Regions from separate parts of the Mus musculus genome. Here region 2 is linked to region 1. A link is a contact called in ENCODE Hi-C data. All regions are on one chromosome and are shown on one strand. Each heading gives the region's core, a stretch centred on a gene start or an enhancer-like site at or near the end of the contact. The rest is flanking DNA. Distances are from core to core; before and after follow the strand shown.

Region 1 (2,856 bases), core at 62-2,561:
GAGAGAGAGAGAGCATGCCCGTGAGAGAGCAAGCTGTGAATAAAATCAAGGACAGGTGGCTGTTGAGCAAAGACTCTAATCTACCTTTGGTCCTTAAAATAGTCTTACTAACAACATTCTACCAATGTATTTTGGACTTCAAAAACTTCTTTTATGATTAAATTTCAATTCTGTGGTGTGTGTGTGTGTGTGTGTGTGTGTGTGTGTGTGTGTGTGTGAGCAGCCGACCCTGGTTCTCTGGAAGGAAGAACAGCAAGCACCCTAATGGCTGAGCCATTTCTCCAGACCCACTGACCCTTGTTTGTTTTGAAAGACAGGAGTTAAACATTTGCACATTCTCACCGTACCCCACCCACCAGCCTGTCACCCAGGGTGACCACTGTCACCCAGGGCGCGTGTCCTCTATGTCTACCTTCCATGTGTGTAATCGGACAATGCTAGTGGACAGCGTGGGGTTGGGACCAGTCAGGGCTGAAGACTGGGCCTTTTGCTTTAATTGTGCTCTCTGGTCTCTGTGAACCTCAGTCCCTCCATCTTTACTCCTCTTCTACTGGGGTAGGTTTTTGACCTACAGCATTGCTGTTTCTCTGGGGAATGGAGGCAAATTGCTGGGCTCAGTAAATGGTAGCAAGTACCACTGGCCATTTCACCCTTTCTCCCTCCCCTCCCCTCTCCTCCTTTTTCCCCTCCCCCCTCCTCTCCCCTCTCTCCTCTCCCTCCCCTCCTCCTTTCCCTTCTCCCTCTTTCCCACTTTCCCTCTCCCTTTCTCCTTTCTCCCCCCTCCTTTCTCCCTCCCTCCCCTCCTCCTTCCCCTTCTCCCTCTCCCTCTTTCCCTCTCCCTTTCTCCTTTCTCCCCCCTCCTTTCTCCCTCCCTCCCCTCTCCCTCTCTAGAAAGTTCCTGGAGAACAAGGACCCTGTCTAAAGCCCATATCCCTTTGAGCCACTCCTGGGGTCCCCAGGTCACTGCTAGGCTGACTGGCTGATCCTTACAGAATGTCTGGAAGCTTTTCTGTGTTTGTTCAGGCTCCTTTGGGGTTAGCGCAGAAACCAATTCTGCTTTGGGGACACCCAAGAACTCTGAGTCTAGAGAGGAGTGACTGCCCTAAGAGATTTGGAGTTTTTTTCCCAGGTCCTGCTTCTTCTCAGGCTTCAGGTGAGCAGTGTAGTGGCGTGGGAGAAATACTGAGAGCCACGCGGTTTGTTGGCACTTCTAGGCTCCACTCGGTTTCCTTTGCTTTCTTGGATTCTAGCCATTGAGGGTTCAGGTGCCTTTCTGCAAGATCCAACCCTAACCTAGAGCTCGCCCGCGGTGAGCCTCCAGGGCACCGATGTCCGTCTCCGACAAGGGACAGAAGGGGGCGACAAACCCGCACAGTTGGCCGGCGGACCATGCCGGGCAGTGCCTGAGCCCAGAGCCATTCTCCCCCTTTTCCCTGGTAACTGGACACTTCTTGTAGATTCCCACAGCACACAGTAGAGTGCACTCTTTGTGAAAACACCCCCGCCCCCCGCCCCCCCCCCCGCCCCAGGCCTCGCCTTCACAGAGTAGCAGAGGCTGTCACCCTACACAGCAGAACCATCTTAGATTCCTGTTAGTTCTTAAAGCAAGGCCAGAGCTTAGGACCCCAGGGGTGATGCTCTAGGGCAGAGGTGTGCTTGTCCAAGTCCTGCAGTTGTTTCAAAGGCTTTGCAATGATTTCATTTGTGCACAAGCTGGGAATAGCTGCAGAGTTTTGACCCCAAGCATTTAAGGTCTTTTAGCCCAGGCTGTCCTTAGCACATTTCTGAAACTCCATCTCCCCAGTTGCGGACACACAAATCTAGCTATCTTACGTTTACTTAGTATTTTAACACCCATTTTTGTAAAAACTACATAAAGACACCAACTATCCAAATGCAACGTTAATATTTTTGAAAATTATATATTAAAGAATTAACATCAGGCAGATGAGATGGCTCAGCCTTTAAGAGCCGGTACTGCTCTTGCACGAGGGGCAGCTCCCAGCTGTCTGCAACTTCAGCTTCCGGCTCATCTGAGTCCTTGGTTTGTCACAGGCACCTGCACTCATGTGCACATGCCTGCCCCACTTTGCACATAATTTAAACACATCTTAATTAACATCAACATAGAAGTGCTCCCGGAGCTTCCCCCCCCCCCCCCCCCCCCCCCGCCGGCCACTTTTGTTTCTGCGTCTGCACAGGCCAGAGGACTGGTCTGTCTCTAGTTCTTCCATATCTCAGTGAGTCACAGAGCTGGAATTTGACTGGGGTCTTTATGGCTCCAAAGGGCTAAAAGTCCAGTTAAACTAGCAGATCTCTGACAGGGTTGGGAGGCAGCCACCCATTTATGGTGCTGGCAGCAGCTGTGTGTTTGGACAGATGCTGATGGTCCATCGCTATAGGGTGCCTTTGATCTCTCCGGATATTTATGTTTCTTATGATTTTTTTTTGTGATAAGGAATTTAAAATCTCTTCTAACTACTTTGAATTATACAATAGAATACTGCTATGAACATTGTCCTGTGTAATGAAGTATCCGAACCCTTTCCTCCTGTCTGGCTGAGACTACGTATCCTATCCACTAGCCACTCTTTTTAATGCCTCCCCCCAGTGCCTGGGTCCTTTCCCAGCCTCTGGACCACCATTCTAGTTTCTACTTCTGTGGGCTCAGCATTTTCAGCAGAGTGAAAGACGCAGTGTTTGTCTTTCTGTACTTGGCTTAGTTCCCTGAATATTATGTGCCCCAGGTCCATCTGTGTTGACCACATGACAGCCCGATTACATTTTAGAGCTGAATAGATATCCCATCCTGTGTGTGAATGTAAATGTGTGCATGTATGGGAAAGAGAGGAAGAT
Region 2 (2,870 bases), core at 71-2,570, 190 kb after region 1:
GAGGAGCTGAGTGTTCTATATCTTACTCTGAAAGCAAACAGGAGAAGACTGGCATCTTTAGACAGCTGGGGGGAAGCTCTCTTTCCCACCCCCTCAGTGACATACTTCCTCCAACAAGGCCACACCTTCCCCAATAAGGCCACACCTTCCCCAATAAGGCCACACCTCCTAATAGTGCCACTCCATGGGCCAAGCATATTCAAACCACCACAGTTGTCCACAATTAGGCTCAGTCCACAATGGTCAGAGGACTGGCTTTGGAGTTAGAAAGTGGTTGATCTGTTTGAGCTGTACAGCGAGAATCCATCTGTCTAGCTCCAGACCTAGGCAGTGGGGCCTGGGCACATCTGCTGTGTCTGGCTCTAGAAAGGGGGCTTCCCAGCTGTGCAGGGATGGGAGGAAAATAGTCCAGGTTCTTTTATTTGGTTTTGCTCCTAGACAACTTCTTAGAGTCAGGGGTGGGGTCTCTAATGTCAGGAGAGTTGTTTCTTTTTCTAAATAGACAGAGGAGTAGATTGTAGTTCTGGTCAACTTGTCAGCCTTGCAGAATTAGCCTGACATCCTTGTCAGGCCATAGGAATGCAGGTCCCTCCTACTTGGTCACTACTAATCCCATAAGGAGGAGGTTTGGGGACCTATGCCCAGTTAAGATTCACTTATGTCATTTGCCCCGAGGACTGTGTTTATGCAACCCCACTGATATCAGTGACAATGTTCTTCATCCAGACCCTTGGAATTGACACATCATGTAACATCACGGGGGCTTGGGGAGGAGGGGTAAGGATGCAGCCATTCTGTAAGCATGTGGTTGCAGATGGTGGTGTGAAGAATCTTACCCCATAGGCACCTGTAATTGCAGGAAAAGTGATGCGCCACAGTGATCATCCCAGTGAGAGTGCTCATAAGCATCCACAGGGGACATGGGGTGCCATCCTAGCAGACACACTATGGGCTATAGCAAGGCCTCCATGGGTGAACTGGAGACCACAGAGACGGGAATGAGTTGAATCCATAGGCTCCAGACTTGGAAGGGGGCTGATGAAAGCCACAGACTCCTGCTGACATCTGTTTTCCTCTTCTTGTTTGCACCCAGCATGATTTACACCTTAGTGAGCTCCTAACTCAGACCCTGCTGATGGAGAGGCCGAAGCTGGGAACCACTGCGGCTGTGGCTAGAGGAGCACCAGATGGGGATGACGGAGAGACCCAGATGGCAGAGACCGAATGAAAGGAACGGGAGTCATACAGCAGTCAGAGCCATGTTACCCACGTGTGTCTGTTTCTGCCTTCGCATTTCACATCCCACATGGGTTGCAGGGCCCCTCTGAGCATGGGCGTGCCAGCTTGTAGCTGATGAAACACTCAACCTCTGGAGATGCCATTATTACTTCCTTCATCCACTTCACTGAGCAGCAGAACTGTGCGAGTTTCACATGGAGAGCTCGTCTGGATGGTAGAAATGAGGCCAGATGCTGGCAGGTGTCGAACAAGGGACAGAATGGCTCAGGGCCAAGGCCAGATCTTCAGGGATGGCTGAGACCCACAGGGACACCATGGGCTGCCCAAGACTCTTGTCATTTTTTTTCCAGAGCTGTGGTCACATGCTTTGCTCAGTGCAAGGCAGAAAGCTGTGGGGACTGCCCTGAGCCACCTCTCACGTCACTTTTACGCTCTGTGTCCAGGAGCCTGGGCTGTGGCTTCCTGAGCTGGGTGTGGCAGCAAGCCCTGTCCAGTGTGAACTGGGGAGGGGGAGAAAATGGATTTCTAAAAATGTCTGCAACATGTCCCAGGTGTGAGTTCTTCACCCTCCCAAGATGTATTCTGCCACTGTGCCAAAAATTCATCAGAGTCATTACATGCCAATCAGCTGGCTGGCATGAGCCAAAGCAAAAAACAAAACAAAACACCAAACCAAACCAAACCCCTCAAAATAGTGCGAAGCCCAGAAACAGAGAGCTGCTCTGTGTGTGGGTATGGACAGCCAGGAAGTGAGACAACACAATTATCACATCCATTGATGCTTCACGGCCTTTGTGCTCCTCAGTTCAATGTGGGGACATCGCTTATTTAGAAATTTCCACTTGACTTTTGCTCCTTTTTTGGGTGGGAGTTGCAGGACAGGTGTAAATACTGACAAGGCTGAGTTTTTATGATGCTTAAACTGGGCACAATGATTTTAACCTGATTCCCCAAACTGCCTTGCTTTCTACCATTACACACACATACACACACACACACACACACACACACACACACACTATTTATATATGTACTGGTTCCCATCTGAATTCTGTGACTCAGTTTTTTGAATGGTGTTTGTGTAACACATTGTGTGCTATGTTTAAGATGCAGCAACAACTTGAGTGGCTCACCTCATCTCATTTCAACCCACCCCCGGGGTATCCATATGGTTGGCAAACTAGTAGGTAGAAAAGCGTTTTTAAAAAGAAACAGTGTTTCTTAAAAAAAAAAATTACAGAAAACAAAATAGAGAGAAAAAAAAAACTTGCAAGAAAGAAGAAAAACAAAAGGCTGCTTTTCTGAGGGGCCAGCTGTATCAACCACAGCCGGTTCGGGAGAATGCAGTCTAGGAGGACAGGGAGAATGCGGTCTTTCCCTTGGCAGGAGCTCTTACTACTGAGGGTAACTTGTTGAAGCTACACAACCTCAGCTGGGTACCTTTCCCAGGGATGGCTAGTCACATCAACAAACAGTGGAGGTCTGAGTGTCAGGTGCAAAGCTAACACCGTCATCATCTTGAAAAAAAAAGAGAGAGAAAGAAAAGGAAAAGAAAAGAAAGACATGGAGAACATAAGGAAAGGGGTCTTCTTTCCTCTCTTCAGGAATCTCTTTTACACTCCCCTCTTCCA

Evidence for each region. Hi-C counts contacts between places; a loop is a spot of excess contacts on that map.
Region 2: a map of Patski shows a loop between it and region 1 (2.1-fold over the local background). The contact joins two enhancer-like sites. A Hi-C loop is called at or near these places in 3 of 37 maps with a recorded cell type or tissue (Patski and left cerebral cortex).

Annotation. Positions count from the first base shown.
Region 1 is chr1:181,271,705-181,274,560 of GRCm38, forward strand. No RefSeq gene overlaps it. Among named protein-coding and RNA genes, the nearest start is that of Gm39718, 14 kb to the right of the region's middle. Within about 2 kb of position 1,312, at least 1 of the 3 ENCODE cell types and tissues checked has a DNase peak (open chromatin) inside an H3K27ac peak, as active enhancers do.
Region 2 is chr1:181,458,132-181,461,001 of GRCm38, forward strand. It overlaps Cnih3 (cornichon family AMPA receptor auxiliary protein 3), which reads left to right. Exons shown (of 6, transcript NM_001160211.1): 6 at 1,094-2,510. The coding sequence ends at 1,121. Among named protein-coding and RNA genes, the nearest start is that of Ccdc121, 52 kb to the right of the region's middle. Within about 2 kb of position 1,321, at least 1 of the 3 ENCODE cell types and tissues checked has a DNase peak (open chromatin) inside an H3K27ac peak, as active enhancers do.